Linked DNA regions of Homo sapiens: region 2 is linked to region 1. Evidence: chromatin loops called from intact Hi-C (ENCODE). Cell type or tissue: PC-9. All regions are shown on one strand. Links, peaks and the distances in the headings refer to the core of each region. The heading gives the core; the rest is flanking DNA. Region 1 overlaps OSBPL9 (oxysterol binding protein like 9). Region 2 overlaps OSBPL9 (oxysterol binding protein like 9).

Evidence for each region. A loop is a pair of places that touch in the nucleus more often than their neighbours do. Peaks named below come from ENCODE experiments on the same cell type or tissue, not always from the same donor. Only the 100,000 strongest peaks of a DNase experiment are listed, where the experiment ranks them.
Region 2: a loop joins it to region 1, with 2.4 times the contacts of the local background. A loop is called at or near these places in 16 of 110 quality-filtered maps.

The regions. Positions count from the first base shown.
Region 1 is chr1:51,726,139-51,734,807 of GRCh38, reverse strand. All of the region lies in intron 4 of OSBPL9 (oxysterol binding protein like 9), which reads right to left. Among named protein-coding and RNA genes, the nearest start is that of MIR761, 110 kb to the left of the region's middle. RefSeq lists silencers at 3,438-3,487, 4,693-4,742, 4,953-5,372 and an enhancer at 4,708-5,228. In PC-9, for the core only: no CTCF peak of the experiment used is centred there; DNase peaks (open chromatin) are centred at 5,117 and 5,627; H3K4me3 peaks cover 2,845 bases; H3K27ac peaks cover 1,846 bases.
Region 2 is chr1:51,656,481-51,665,149 of GRCh38, reverse strand. The region is part of intron 2 of OSBPL9 (oxysterol binding protein like 9); the gene reads right to left. Among named protein-coding and RNA genes, the nearest start is that of OSBPL9, 44 kb to the right of the region's middle. In PC-9, for the core only: no CTCF peak of the experiment used is centred there; a DNase peak (open chromatin) is centred at 3,849; H3K4me3 peaks cover 1,492 bases; H3K27ac peaks cover 2,811 bases.

The sequences.
Region 1 (8,669 bases), core at 494-8,493:
CTACCAGGGCAGCACCCTGAGTCTCTCTGGAGAAAATAAAAGAGCAAGAGTCATCTAGGCTCTGGCCCTAGTCATTTACTCTCTAGCTATGTGGCCATGGGCAAGTCGTTTAGCTGCTTTGAGACTGATTTCTCCACAATAATAAAAATTTTTAAAAAGGTAGAAATGGAATTAGAATTTGAAAATTCTCTCCAGCTCTAGGATTGTGTGATGCCAATACTTCCAGGTAAACAACTAGGTTCACCAGGAGGATAAATTCCTAACCATATTGGAAAACCTGGGGCCCGTGTATTCACCTTAATAAAAATTAATTTCATTTAAATAAACACAGTAAGAATTTACAGGTTCCAACTGCAGCCAAGTCCTCCACGGTATGACAAAATATGTCAAAACACAAGCAAACTCTGTCATTTAGTGTAACCTTGAAACTGAGTGAGAAAGACTAACACAACCAGATTTTAAAACATGCTCTGGAATGCAGAGAATGCAAAGAAACAACGGAGTAAGCAGAATAACTTAATTGAAGTGGCACATTTTGGGAAAAACGAGTTGTTCAGTCAATACAGCAAAGAAGCCAAGTTCCTAAAGGTGTCTCCAGAAATAAATGAACTCCAATATGGCAGGAACTACAGTTCTCTTCTCTCTCTCCTGCGTGCGCACATGTATACACACACATACAGAGCAACCAAACCATTCATTCATGACACATATATTTATTTAATGTCTATTATGGCCAGGTACTATCATCATCTTCAAAGGATGTCTTTAAGGACAATAGAGATAATATTAATAGCAAATATAATTAAGCATTACCTAATCATCTGGAATGAGCTCAAATTTCACCTTTAAAGCAGTTTCCCTGACATTCTAGCTAGCCTACATGCTTTTTCCTATGATACTAACAATACTCCAGAACCAATTAGTACTCGTACTACTATTAGTATTATTTTAATCATGTTAGAGGTCCTATAGATTGGGTAGGGGAAGGTGGGGAGTCCTGGAAGTCTGCCCACTTTTTTTTTTGTTTGTTTTTGAGACAGAGTCTCGCTCTGTCACCCAGGCTGGGGTGCAATGGTGTGACCTCGGCTCACTGCAACCTCCTCCTCCCAGGTTCAAGCAATTCTCCTGCCTCAGCCCCCCAAGTGGCTGGGCTTACAGATGCCCACCACCACACCCAGCTAATTTTTGTACGTTTATTAGAGATGAGGTTTTACCATGTTGGCCAGGCTGCTCTCCAACTCCTGACCTCAGGTGATCTGCCAGCCTGGGCCTCCCAAAGTGCTAGGATTACAGCGTGAGCCACCGCACCCGGCCCTGCTCACCATTTTTAGCACTGTTTCTAAACATTTTTCCAATCCCCCGTTTCTCATGTCTGGTAGCAACCAGGGAGCTTGGTGACCTAGGAAGCATTTTTAACTCACAGGGAAAAACCTAACTCCAGTAAAACTGAGTCAAAGGTTTACACACTTAAGCTATTATCGTCACATATTTTGATCACTTAAGCACTTACTGAACACCTACTATGTGCCATGCACTAAACTAGGGACAAAGGCCCCGGGGATACAAAGATGAGTGAGAACCCCAGATCTCTAGGAAATCAGGGTTTAATGCAAGAATCACATATGTTTAAAAATTTACAATACAACTTAGTGAAGGCTGTGATATGGAGATATGAGCAAAGTGCTGTAGTAGCACACACAAGAGTAACAAACTCACCCTGCCTGAAGGAAGGCATCATAGAAAAGGTTAACACAGGAGCTGTATGCTAAGGAAGAACTGGAGGCTTACCACTTGAGATACAGTGGGGTAATCTAAGCAAGAAGGAAAGGCTGTGAAAAGACAAATAACTGTGAGAGGCTATGGCATGTTCTCAATGAGAAACAGTTCACAGTGGATGCCGTGGGTAAAGCACCTGGAGCTGAGTCTGGACTCAGAGATAAATCAGGACCAGAATATGAAGAAGGGCCTCCAGGACATGCTGGGCAGCTGGACTCTGGCAAGGAGGAGCCAAAACACATTCTTAACTATAAGAGCGGCAACCCATTCCAAATTTGTTTTTGGATAAAAAGGATGGGGTAAGGGGAGTCCAGTGACAGACTAGTCAGAAAGCCTTGCAAAAGTCTAGGTGAGAGACCATGATGGCCTGAATTAAAGCATTATCATCTAGAAAAAAGTGACGAATCTGAAAAATATTACTAAGGCAAACATAACAGGACCTGGTGACTGGAGATGGAAAATAAGGAAGATGGAAAGTAGCTTTAAATGCCTGTGTGTGGTAGAACTTCATTAAAATATTTAAGGAGGAATACGTGGCTTAATTACATTGTCAGTATAAGAACTATTCTTTCAAGCTTAACAATCTTTGTTTAAACCTTTACTGAAAAGCTTCCTAAATATAATTTTCTAAGTATACTACAGTAATCACAAAGTCTTTTTTCTATATAAGAATCATCATAAATATCTGTTTTCGCTCTACAGTATAAAGTTTAGCTACAGATAGAACTCAACATACCCCAGGGGACATCCTAGAATTTGCTTCTCTGAACAAAAGCCTGATTATCAGATTTTCTTGTCATCGTCCCCTTTCTTAATCAACAGCGTGCAAACCATGTGAGTGCCTGACTTTCCAACCAGCAGAACATGGTGCTAACAAAATAATGCTCTTTCCTGGCTGAACCAAACTTACAGTTAAATTCCCTACTAATCTTAATATCAACAGAGATTGAAGTGGGGATGGCTGAGCGTACAAAATATAATAATCTTTTCACATTAAAAAACATTTGAAAAATTTCACATTAAAAATATCATAGAACTTTAGAAATACCAAAATGAACGTGACCAGTAGACAGCCTTTGCATCCTCGTATTTACTGAAGGGCACTTCCAAATTCATCGTCATCTCTGTCAAAGCCAAACTCAGGGCACTTTGTAAACAGATGAAACTTGTCTGTTGTCTTTCTTGTTTCTCACTTAAGCTCTCAAATCAGACTACAAATCTGTTTTTTTCTTTAAGAGTTTTTTTTTTTTTTTTTTGAGACAGACTCTTGCTCTGTCGCCAGGCTGGAGTGCAGTGGCACGATCTCGGCTCACTGTAAGCTCCCCCTCCAGGGTTTATGCGATTCTCCTGCCTCAGCCTCCCGAGTAGCTGGGACTACAGGCGCCCGCCACCACGCCCGGCTAATTTTTGTGTTTTTAGTAGAGACGGGGTTTCACCATGTTGGCCAGTCTGGTCTCGAACCCCTGACCTCAAGAGATCCGGCCGCCTCGGCCTCCCAAAGTGCTGGGATTATAGGCAGCACTGTAATTACAGGCGTGAGCTACTGCGCCCGCCTTTTTGTTTTGTTTTGTTTTGCTTTGAGACAGAGTCTTGCTCTCTGTCATCCAGGCTAGAGTGCAGCGGTGCAATCATAGCTCACCGCAACCTCAAACTTCTGGGCTCAAGGGATCCTTCCGCCTCAGCTTCCCAAGCAGGTGGGAACACAGGTGCACATCACCACCACGCTCAGCTCATTTTTAAATTTTTATTGGGGCAGGGGCGGGGGGAAGGTTCTGGCTTTGTTGCCCAGGCTGGTCTCCAGCTCCTGGACTCAAACAATTCTCCCGCCTCAGCCTCCCAAAGTGTTGGGATTGCAGTCTGAGCCACCACGACTGGCCCAAATCTGACTTTTAATCATACACCTTCCCTGAACTAGAAAAGGTAATACGGTATTTTTATTTAGGTTGTCTCTTGTCGGGCTGCACAAAAAAAAAAAGGTGGGGGGGAGTAAAGCAATATATTTAAAGTATAAATAAATGACAGGTGCTAACAGTATTCATTAAAGGGTTTCATCAACTACTTAGTTCAATACAGGCAGTGTTCAAGAGAGATTATTCATAATTAACTACGTGAGAATTTCCAGTTTCAAAGTTCACTGTAAAAACTTTTAAAACTACAACTACTATTCTAAGATGCTTCCAGCTTCTCCACTGAGAAACTAGGAATTACTTGATTTTAACTTCCTTAATACAGCTAAAAGTAAACAGTTTAATCAAAAAGCAAAACAAAGTATTACTTCAAATTAGCAAAACTGGTTTTCTTGTTCAATACATCTCTCAACCTTTCATAACAAATACTTATAATACAGTATGAATGTCAGCAAAAAGTGCATTACTCAAATATGCTTCCTAGTCCATTAATTATACTCAACTTTCCATAACTCGGCTGGGCTAAGAACCCCATAAAACTATACCAAAGTTTTCAGTATTTTTGCACAAGCTACCCAAAAAGCGTAAAATCACCTCCTTCCCGACACACATACTCAAAAACAATAGCATCCGTAATTACTTTATACACAAAAAATACAGGGCCAGGCACGAACACCGTGCCAAAAATAAACCACCACCAAAAAACACTTGGCCTGCAACTGGAGATTCTATTAATGGGCAACTGGTCAAAATTAAGCTTTCACATAAGAGAAAGCTTAACTTTTCTGCTTAAAATCATATTCTGAGACAGCTTTCAAAAGGAAAACAGAGTTCCACAAAAATGAATAGAAAAAAAGAGACCTCCTCCAAAGTCTCATTTGGGGGCGAATGCCCTCTCGGTGGAACTGGAGGCCCTGACCTCAGCCTCCACCCCATCTAGGCTGAGGAACTGAGAACTCCCAAGGAAGAGGGGCCCGGGCAGCCACGTCGTCCTACTCACCCCAGGGGGCGGCGGGAAGGAGGCAGGGTGAGCACGACATTCGCGCTCCGGCCTGGCGGCCGGGACCCCGGGGACTCAGGGGTAGGGGCCGGCCCCTCTCCCAGACCCTCGGGGTCTACTCACTCCGCAAGTGGCCAGCAAGAAAGCCATTCGCCAAGGCCCCCGCCCTCTGTGCCTCCAGGGGAGGTAGCCGGGGGCTGCTCCCGAGCACCCCTTTTTCTTCTCCCCTCGACCCGATCCCCGGACTGCGGTGCAGGCGGTCCTGACTGAGGTTCAGCCCGTCCCCCGGGACACCCCCTTCACCCCCTTCACCCCCCACCCCTTTCCCGTCCCCTCCCCGGCGGAGGGGTCGCCCCGATTGGCTGGCCCTGGCGGCTCCTGGCAAAGAGACCCCTGGCGATTGGCCATGGGTCACCTGCTGTAGGAGGTGAGAGGCAGACGATTGGCGGTTGGGCCAGTTTTGGGTGGAGAGGCCGAGGGAGCTGGCAGCTCGCGGGAGGGGTGCGCAGCGGCGGGAGGGCGTCCGGAGCGCCCCGCCCAGACCCGCGACCCAGCCGCCTCCGTGGGGGGCGGGGGTTCACCTTGGGGGAGTGCGCCTGGGGACACGCGGCTTCTGCGGCGCCGGCGCTGCTGGGGGAAAGGGAGGTTGCGCTCTGGGACGCTCAGCCTGGTTTCGGGGCTTCAGCCCCGCGGATTCCCACTGGGTAGCGGCTGGAGAAGGGCCCGCGGGCGCCAGCGTGCCTCACCTACACCCACCGGCTTCTAACGTGCCATCCAGTTTATGGCAGCTGTGGAGCCTGGTCCCCGGAGTTTCACCTTGATAACGGATTTTGCTTACTTCCGGAAAGTTGTGTCGCGTGGGGGTTGATGGAGTGAGGGGAGGAGGAGATACTATATCGGTAAACAAAAGCGTGAGCGCCTATATTTTTATTAATCCGGTGAGACATCGTGGGCTTGCTGTTGTGCCACAGCTCCATAAGGAATGTAGGTGGCTTGTAAAGATGCTTCAGGAATCCAAATGGCGCAAACTGCAGATTATATCAAAAGTCTGGACTTAAGAGGACCTCGACAGAGAATCACCCAAAATGCAGGGAATCACAAACATAAGTGATTAACTTATTGATCTGGAGGACTAGCTCCTTTTCCGCTCTTGCTGGTTTTTCTTATGGTTAGGTATCTTCCTATCCCGCCCCCTTTCAGGACTCTACTAAACGTCCAATTATCTTTTGTACTTTTATGTCTCTACTGGTACCCACTGCAAGACCTAGCACAGGGCACACTGCACAAACAGCGCGATGCTGGCCAGGCGCGGTGGCTCACTCCTGAAATCCCAGCACTTTGGGAGGCGGAGGCTGGGAGAGGCGGGGGAAGGAGGGAGGATTCGAGGCCAGGAGTTGAAGACCCCAAAAACAACAAAAAAAGGTGCAATGCTTGCTGAATAAATATGCTAACCTGCTGGACTCAGTGTTAAAGATACCTTCAGTTTGTTGTATGTAAATCACTTCAAAATGCCCAACACCAGATGCACTCTCCCCTTCCCCCTACCCACTCTAAAAGCTGGGTACTCTGCCAGGGCTCCCTGTCTCAGTAAATGAAACTGCTATCATCCACCCTAATACGCAAACCATAAACCTAGTAGTCCTCCTAGACACCTTCCCCATTTCACATTCAGTGCATCACCAAGTTCTGTCATTTTTACCTCCTAAATACACTCTCCATTCTGTCCATCTCTCTCCATTGCCACCACCCTATAACAGGTCCTGGCCTGTTGGAATAATCTTACTAAAGTCTTCTTGAATCTACTCTGGCTACTCCAATTCATTCTCAACACTAGAGCCAGAGCAGTATTTCTATAACCAATTTTATTACCCCTTCATTGCCTCCCCCAATTAAAGAACTTTAACTGCTTTCCACTGAGTTGTGCTTAGGATACAATTCAATATTTAACAATGGCTGACAAGGTTTAGCCTTACCTACCGCTTAGCTCCATCTTTTACCTTGTAGTACCTATTTTCTGCTTTGCACACAATGGCCTTTTTCAAACTCCTTTAATTTGCCAAGGACTTTCCAATTTTAGGGCCTTGGCGCATGCTGTTATTTCTTTTATACTGTCCCCTTGACATCAATCCCCACACTTCACTTATTTACTTCTACTCATCATCATTTCCTCCCTGCCAATGTCAGTTCTTGCTATCTTACATCGTCATAGCCCATGTAACTCTCCTTTGTAGAACTTACTACAGCTGTAATTTTACATTTATCTTAGTTATTTATTTAAATTTTTTTAGAGACAAAGTCTCACAGGTCTCATGTTGCCCATGCTGAACTCAAACTCCTGGGCTCAAGTGATCTTCCTGCCTCAGAAATAGCTGGGACTACAGGCGCACACACCACCTTACCTGAGTTATTCTTTTTAATTAACTTTATAGAGTCATAATTTACATGTGATAAAATGTATCCACTTTAAATGTACAATATATTTTCATAAACATATGCACACATGTAACCACCACGATTAAGAAATAAAGTATTTTCCATCACCTGGGAACTTCCCTCATGCTTCTCTACAGTCAATCCCATGAACCACTGCTCTGCTTTCTATTTGTGTTATTCTTTGATTAATGTTGATCTATACCACTAGACTGTAAGCTTAACGAAGTGAGGATCCTATCTAATTCTGTTCAGCATTATATCATTATTTAGTAGAATTCCTGGCACATACGAAGTCCTCAAACAGATTTCTTATGGTAATAGATTCTGAAAATAAACATTAATTCTCTGATAAATAACAATAAACTATAAACAATGGTGGAGGGGAAAAAAAACATCAATTTTGCCAGATGTCCATGGTCAGTATTTAACCTTCACTAATACTCTTTTAAATTTTCCTTTAATAGCAGTTAATGTTGTGCCTGGGCAGCCCTAGGGACTTAATTCCATATTAGCTGATCAAACGGTTCTCTAAGCCAGTAAAAAAAAAAAAAAAAAAAAAAGCCTACATCTCTAATTCTGCCCATGCACTGTACTGTTTGACCCTACAAGGGACAAAATACTTATTTACTCTATGTTACAATTACATATTAAGAGATGCCAGCTCCAATCCAAAGTCTACATTTTCACAATTTAATACTACAGATAGCTATTTGTTGCAGACATGCAATTCTCATTTTCCTAATCTTAGTGTAAAGTTAGTGTTCATAAAAGAGGTAGCATTTAAAATAAAAAGTAATTACACAACACAAAGCAAATTTACCCATCTTGTACCAAGAAGCTATAACCAAATTTGGCAACTCATGCTGTTAAAAAAACAGAAACAAAACTAAAAGCTGTTAAAGCCTATTATGAGTTGAAAAAGGAAAAAACCCCAAAGCTGTTTCAAAATAAAGTGACCAGTGCCTAAAACTCATATGTGACAGGTGATTTCCAACCCATGAATCAGATTTCCAACTCTTCTTTCAACTATATAACTAAGGCTATTAGGTGATTAAATTACTATTTTAGACTGTTGAGCAAAAAAAAAATAGGCCGTGCCTATTACCTATACCTATTAAGATGAAAAGAAAATTTTAATTATACAGAATTCATGTACTACTTTCAAAAATTTTTCTGCTAGGGAGCCCAATAATGTTTACCTAGAAATCACATTCTGCTCTAATGTCACCCCAGACACAGATGAAAAATGCTTTGGTAGCAATGGAAGAAAAAAAAGAAGAAAAAATATAAAAAGCCAAATTAGGTGAGACTTCAGGTTTCTGATCTAGCATGTTAAGAAACTTAGAAGTACCACTGTGTTCTAACAACATGTAAAACACTGAACAAACTGAAAAACCAACAACTGTTCTTAACTCTGTAAGAGAAGTGAGGTCACAGGGAAAACTGATGACTCCCAAATTAGGAGACCAACAGGCAAATATAGAGAATCACAACTTCCCTGAGCAAAAACTCACAAGGGGCAACCTCCATGGGAACCAGCACCCATGGGAACC
Region 2 (8,669 bases), core at 509-8,508, 70 kb after region 1:
AATAAATAAAGTAAGTCCCTTAGTCACACTAGTCATACTTCAAATGTTCAACAGCCACTTGTGGCTAATGACTATGAAACTGAACAGCACAAATACAGAACATTTTAATCACTGCAGAAAGGTCTGTTGGATAACACTGCCGTGAATCTTATCATCACAGAGCACTAAACCACAGTAAATAGTTAATGCTGCCAGCTATTGAACTGAACTCATTTTCATGAGTGAGGCATTATGCTAAGCATTTTACATATACTATCTCATCTGAAAATAACACTACATTGAAATGTAACATATATACAAATCACAAGTGTACAGCTCAATGAACAGAAAAGCTCCCCTTGTAACACTTCCTAATCATTAACCCAACCCTCCATTCCAAAGATAAATACTATCCTTAGTTCTAATATAACAATTAGTTTAGTCTGTCTTTGAACTTATTTATTTATTTATTTATTTTTGAAACAGAGTCTTACTCTGTTGCCAAGGTTGGACTGCAGTGGCATGATCTCAGCTCACTGCAACCTCTGCTTCTGAGGCTCAAGTGATATTTGTGCCTCAGCCTCTTGAGTAACTGGGATTACAGGCATGCATCACCACACGCCCGGCTAATTTTTATATTTTTTGTAGAGACAGGGTTCACCATGTTGGCCAAGCTGGTCTCAAACTCCTGGCCTCAAGTGATCCACCCATCCCAGCCTCTCAAAGTGCTGGGATTACAGGCAGGAGTCATCATGCCTGGCCCTGTCTTTGAATTGTATACAAATGGACTCACACCACTTATTTTCCTTTGTGTCTGGCTTCTTTCATGCACCATGTTTGTAAGATTCATCCATATTGTTGCATGAAGCAGTAGTTTGTTCACTTTTATTGCTATATATATCATTCCTCTGTATAGACCCACAATTATCAATTCCATTGTGCATGGACATTTATGTTGTTTTCAGTTTTACGTTATTAGAATAAAGCTCCTATGAATATTCTTATTCATATCTTTTGTTATACATGTATTTATATTAAATACAAATCTAGGAAAGTAAATTTGCTAGGTCACAGGATATGCATATATCAGGTTTAGGAGATACTATCAAATCGTCCTCAAAAGTGGTTGTGTCAGCTATACTCCCATCAGTGGTATACGACAGTTTCAACTGTTCCAATAACTTCACTAACAGTTTTTCACCTTAGTTATTCTTGGCAGGTAAGTAGTGACATCTCATCATGGTTTTAACTTCCACTTCCCTAATAACTGACAAGGTTAAGTATGTTTTCATGGTTTCTGACCATTTGAAGATCCTCTTTTGTGAAATAGTTTAAGTTTCTTCTCCATTGACAAGACTGGACTATCTTTTTCTAATGACTTGTAGGAGTTCTTTCTATATCATGGGTATGAGCCCTTCAATGGTTATAAATTAAGCAAGTATCTACTTCTACTCTGTTGCCTGCTTTTGCACTCACATAATGATATCTTTTGATGAAGAATTCTTAACTTTAATGTAGGACAGTGTATTGACTTTACATTTTATAGTTCTGCTTTCTATGTCTCCTTTAAGAAGTCTTTCCCAGTCCCAAGGCCATGAAAATATTCTCCTACATTATCTTCTGGAAGGCTTTACATTTGGATATCAGGTGGAGTAAATCCTCCAATTTAAAAAAAGTTTTTTAATAAATAAACATCTTGAACATAGTCATAGCCAGCCATCCCCAAAGGGGCAGAGGAAAGCAAATCACCATTTCTACTGGGTTCTGTATGTTGGCTGAGAAGGCAGGAATCAGGAATGGATACTCTTGACTCTTCATAAATTTTTAGTCAGCTACACACGTTTTACACACACACACACACACACACACACACACTTGCCAGCATAATGACTCAAATGACTAGAAATAAACTGGGATTTGCCAGTCTAAATAAATAGACTGTCATTTATTTAGGTCTTTTTAAATTTCAATAATGTTTTATCATTTCCTGAGTAGAGGTCTCACTCATCTTTTGTTAATATTTATTCCTAAAAATTTGATGCTTTTTGATGCTATTATAAATGTTCTCCATTTAAAAAAATTCATGTTCTGATTGCCAGTTGTTAGTATACAGAAATATCACTGATTGGCCAGGTGCGGTGGCTCATGCCTGTAATCCCAGTACTTTGGGAGGCCAAGGCGGGCAGATCATGAGGTCAGGTGATCAAGACCATCCTGGCTAACACGGTGAAACCCCATCTCTACTAAAAATACAAAAAATTAGCCAGGCCTGGTGGTGGGCGCCTGTAGTCCTAGCTACTCAGGAGGCTGAGGCAGGAGAATGGCGTGAACCTGGGAGGTGGAGCTTACAGTGAGCCGAGATCACGCCACTGCACTCCACCCTGGGCGACAGAGCGAGACTCTGTCTCAAAAAAAAAAAAAAAAAAAATTCGTTGATTTTTATATAATGACTTTGTATCTGCTTATCTTGCTAGATTCAATTCTCAATTCTAATAGTTATATCTATAGATTCTTTTGGATTTTCCATATGCTCGATTAAGTTGCTGTGAATAATAGTCTTATTACTTCTACTCCAAGCCTTACACCTTATATGTCTTTTATTGCTTTATTCATTGGCTAGGACTCCCAACAACAAAAGCAGCCATCGGGTAGAAATTCTAAACCTTCCTGATGTGCCCTCCCACCTGAAGACTCACTTGCATCTAAACCCAGCATGCTTCCTTTCCACTTATCATAATGGAAAAGGCATCCATTCTTCTATCGAAAACCCAGTCCTTCCACACTCATGCTCCATATCCCTGCCAATTTTCAATTTCTGTCTCTCTCTTCCTGGTCTCTATTTCTCTTCTCTGTCTCTCTCTCTCTTTTTCCCAACTGCATTTACACATACTCAAGACTCAAGTCTTTATACTCTTTAACAACAGCCCTTTTCAATTCCATGTCCTAACCAAGCAATTGGCCAGCCTCTCTCATTCCCTTTTAGTCAAGATTATTCAGCTGTCCAATCCTCTAGTTTATAATTTATTTTAACCTTCCATTCCTTGGAGGATATGTTACCACACCAATGGTTCTTCTTCACCTTCACACAAGGTGACCATACGACCTGGTTTGCCAGGAACAATCCTGGATTATTCCTGTTGTCCTGGCTCAATAATGAATAGATCCCCCTTTCATTCTCAAGCAGTTCTGGTTTAAGGGATGTGGTCACTCTCCGCCACAGCCTAGCCTACAAGGCCCTTAGTGATTTGCTCCATGCCTACCTCTCTATTCTACACTTAAATAGCTTAAGGTTTACCAATTGCCCCAATTTCTCTCCTACCACCATTTTTTGCACATGTTCCCTCTGCCTGAGACATCCTTCCTCTCCCTTTATCTGGGTTTAGAGTATTTTTTTGATTATATCTGGTAAAGCAAAACTCCCTTTGATAATCTATATATGAAATGGTGTTCTGTTGTTAAGAAAAGTTATTTGTTATACTAACCCACAAAAATATCAATGTTTTTCTTTCAACTCCACTTTTATGACCCCCATTGTGCCAACATAATAAACATATACATCTTTCAGTGACCTCTCATGATTTTTTTCTGAAGGTTTCAGATGGTCAGCTTCTTAAAGTTCTATCAGTACTTGAGGTCACCAAGGTGCCTGTTGCTCCAGGGTCACACTATCAAGGCACCAAAAAGAAACTAGAGCTACACAGTCTTGTCCCACTGGATGAATTTCCTGACTTTCTCTCTTTTCGTTTTTTTTCTATACACACAGACATACTTCAGACATGAATCATCATTCTGATGCCAAAGACAGACAGATAGTTTTGCTCTCACGGCTTGGGGTAAAAAAAGAGAAACAAAATTCTGGCTATTTTGGGGCCAATCTCCCTTTGCGAAAAGTAGGCTGGTGAACTGGTTCCAAAGATAATAAAAAAGAATGATGACTCCTCTGAGACATAGATTGCTCACAGGCTCCTAAAAGGAATGTAGACAGTGCTAAGAATACACAGCATAGCTACTCCCATTATAACTCTACAACCACATACTTTTCATCACTGCTTAAATGACATTGGAAGTCTATTTACATTCACATAGTGCATTTAAATGTGGTCCCTGAGATTTAGGCAGAACAGGTCACTACTCTTCTTTAGAGATTAAGAAACTGAGACTCAGGTTTAAAAAAAATTTTTTTTAAGTTTGCCAAAAGTCCAACAACTAAAAGGGAGAAGAATACTAGGTCTTGCAAACCCTGATCCAAAGCCTGTTCTTAACAGGACATGGTGACAGTAAACAATATTCACTAATTACTTCAACAAACTTATTAAATACCTATTCTGGGCCAAGAACAGTAACAGCCAAGGGATACAAAACATGTCTATGCCCTGGAGGAACATACAGTCTAGAGAGGAGTGACAGAATCAATAATATAGAAGGGAGCAGAATGGCTTGCAGTTCAACCTGCTCACTAAAGAAGACGCTGCATGGAGGACCTACTTTAGCATCATTCATTCATTGATTCAACAAGTATTTATTGAATTTCTAGGCACTGGCCTAGATGCCAGTAAGAGAGTGGTAAACAATTTGCTTTGCTTTTGCATTCAATATTTTACCTTCTTATTCCCCCTTACATGAATTGAAAGTATGTAACTTTTCTACATTTTGAGAATTCTTTTGTCTTTTTTACAGATTTGTATGCATTTGGGGGGATTTTCTTTTTGTCTTCTTTATTAATATGCAGGAGTTATTTATATATACACAGAATATTAATCCTTTGCCAACTGATGTATTTTAAGTATTTTCTCTTCTATCCATGAGTTGTCTTTTCCCTTTGACTGTGGTATCTTTTTTTGTTCAAAGGTTTTAAATTTTGAATGTTGTCAAATCCACAAATATTTGCCATTGTGGTTTATGCTTTCTGCTCTATCTTGACATCATAAAGATATCACCTATGCTTTTTTTCTAAGTTTAAAATTTCATTTTATACCTCTTATACATCTGAAATTTGTTTTTGTGTATCACATGGGGTAAAGAGTAATCTTCTTTTTTTCATATGGACACCCAATTGATCCAGTTTCATTTACTAAGTGATAATGTCTGATTTGTAACGCTCTATCATATACCAAATTTCCAGCTTTCTCCAAGACCCAAATCCAAATGGTTCTGTTTTTCAGCTTTCTCTTCCATTCCGCTAATCTATTTCTGTCTCTTATAACACCACCATACCATTTTAATTACCATAGTTTCAGTTAAAAACTTAATATCTGGAGTGGCAAGTCCACCAACTCCTTATTCTTTAAAAATATCTCTCCCCTTTCCCAAATTTTAAATGACTTTTAGAATCACCTTGTCAAGTTCTTTGACAGCCTAATTTTGTTGATTTATGCTTTTTTGAGAAATTATCCATTTTCATATAAGCTTTCAAATTTATTGGCAAAATGTATTTGTAGTAGCTTCCTGACAATTTTTCATCTCTACTATTACGTACTTTTCTTTTTTTCATTCTTAATATTATTTATTTGTGCCTTCGTTTTTTTCCTCCCAATCTAACCAGGGTTTATTTTATTACTTTTTTCACAGAATCACAGTTCAGTTGGTTTATGCTCTCTACTGTTTATTTCCCATTTCATTAGTGTATTCTTTTTGTTATTTTCTTCTTTCTATTTCCTTTGCTATTTCTTTTCTTTACCTAATTTTAAAATTTTAATGTTTAGATCATTAATTCTCAATCTGTCTTGTAATATATTCATTTAAGATTATAAATCAGACTTCCATAGATGCAGTTTTAACATGTGGTTTTCTCATTATCGTTCAGACTTAAATATTTCACAATTTCTATTATCATTTCTACTTCCACCAATGAATTATTCAGAAGTATGTGTGTGAGGTGGGTGGCTACTGTTTCATCAAGGGATTTCTAATTTTTTCCATTGTTGTCAAAGAATGTTATCTATGTGATACTGCGTCTTTGGTATTCTCTTTTTCCATAACAATTTAATTTCTTTTCTTAGTATTCTATGTCTGATATTAATTCTGTTTCCCAGCTTTCTTATGGTTAGCACTTGCCTGGAATATATTCTTCCATCACTTTCTTTTTCATTTAATTTTTAATTTGTAATTATGAAATAGTATAAACATTCATAAAATAGAGCACTAATGACATCTATGTACCAATCACAGAGATTAAATAGATGTTTACATCTTGCCCAAGGGAGGATATTTTCAATATTAAATTCATAGAGAAGAGAAAGAGCTTACAAAAAGGCTACTGAATTAACGAGAAAAGCCACAATGAATAGAGTGACTTTTCACTGTGAAATAACAAGACAATTGATAAAAGTTCTTACAGGATACAGATCCAAGGGAAAAAGGAAGACATTCTTAAGGTTATACATTAACCTAAAAATAACACCTTATTGCATTGTGAAAAAAAAAAGTGATGGTATCAATGAAATAGGGCACTAACAGAAGTCATTACTGAAAATATTAATATTCTGTCATGGTGCACCACCGACCTCTCTTGTGGTAGACTAAAAGAAAAGAGAATAGATAATGCATCTCTCAGGAAATCACATTCAATTCTGATACCTAGCACAACAGGTAAATGGAATACTTAGTTTCACTGGATGGAGTAAAAGAGGGTCACTCTAAATCACATGTAGATTAATAGTTTTCAAAGATGTATAATAAATTTACCATTAAAACTTTGTTTAATATAATTCATTTTTCTTTGGTGATTCCTAAGGCCCTTTAGAATTCTTCAGAATCTGAGATTCATCTGTATTAATAGAAATTATGAATTACAAAAAAAAAACTACCATTCATTTAGATCCTATTAAGCTCCAAACACCGTGTTTGAGTACTTTTCAAAATGTATTAACTAATCTGGTACTCACAACACTATGAGTAAATGGCATGATGTCTATTCCAGAGATATGGGAAATAGGGCTCAGAGCTGAAAAGTTGCCTCAAGTCACAACGCCAGAATGTGGCAGAATCCAAGTCTGAATTTCATTACATACATGCCCTGTATTTGTTTTTGCCACTACACCCTACTTTTTTTTTTTTTTTCTTTGAGACAGGGTCTTGCTCTGTTACCCAGGCTGGAGTGCAGTAGTATGATCTCAGCTCACTGCAGCCTCGACCTCCTGCACTCAAGTGATCCTCCCACCTCAGCCTCCCAAGTAGCTGGGATAGAGGTGTAAGCCACCACACCCAGCCAATTTTGTTCATTTTTTTTGTTTGTTTGTAGAGAAGAGGTCTCATTATGTTGCCCAGGCTGGTCTCAAACTCCTGGACTCAAGTGATCCTCCTGAATCAGCCTCCCAAAGTGCTGGGATTACAGGCATGAGCCACCAAGCCCGGGCCACACTGCCTCTTTAATGTTGTCATGTCTCCATTTTCCAGATATTATCTGAAAATGCCAATGTTTTGTTTTTGACTAGTATGGGAGAGGATCAGACCACAGGACTCAAGCAACATTTTATTTCTTCATCAAGGAAAGGGCACCGTCTAGTGGCACACACTTCATAACCAACACAAAGAAGGTTTTTCACTTTTCTGCTTTCCTCCACTGGTTTGACACTACCTTATAATGACTTACAGTATCTGAATTCACTCTTCTAGTCCAGAGGAATGGGAGCCTAGTAACATTAAGAATTGAACAGGGCTTTGAAATAAGACCCAAGTCCAATCTCAGATTCACCATTCCTATGTGACCTTGATAAGTTACTAAGAGTAGTTTGTGTCTCAGTCTCCTCATCTGCAAAATGAAATATGAGCATTTACCTGACAGGGTTATGATAGGAATGTGTATGAAAATCATCCAGCACAGCACCTGATCTGGGTTTCCTCTATGGTCCCTTTCTCCATTCTCCTTTTATGTACCCTATGTTCATGTGGGTGTTTTGCTTTGTTCTTTTTAGAAAATACATCATACCACTGGCTCACATTATGTTTAAGATAAATAACTCCCACAGTTCTTTTGTATGCAAACCATAGTAAAGGCAAATTTCCCAACATTTACTGATTATTTTCATAAATACATAAAATTAACAATAAGCATTTTTGAGTATTTATTATGTGCCAGGCAACTGTGACACTGAATAGGAACTTATTATCCAAGTGGAGACAACAGAAAAATTAACATGTAATACAATGTAACAAGTAATTTCATGGCTCTAAATTACAAATGTAAAAAAATAGGCCAGGCATGGTCGCTGGTGCCTGTAATTTCCAATGCTTTGGGAGACTGGGTTAGGAGGACTGCCTGAGGTCGGGAGTTAGGAGACTGAGTTAGCAAGACTGCCTGGGCAACACAGTGAGACCTCGTCTCTAAAAAAAAAAAAAATTTTAATTAGCCAGGTGTGGTGGTGCACACCTGTAGTCCTAGCTACTCAGCAGGTTGAGGCAGGAGGATTGCTTGAGGCCAGGAATTTGGGGATGTAGTGAGCTATAATCGCACCATTGCACTCCAGCCTGGGTAAAGAGCAAGATCCTGTCAAAAGTTGGGGGGAGAGCGAGGAGGGGGAGGAGAAGCAGGAGTGGGGGAAGAAGGAAAAAAAAATGTAGAGGATAGGGGAGAATTAAACCTGTTAGAAGTATGCGGATTAGAAAGGCTTCACAGATGAGGTAACATTTGAAAAGTCTCTTAAGCGATGAGCTCATCAGATAGGGGGTGCAGAACTTCCATGATATAAGAA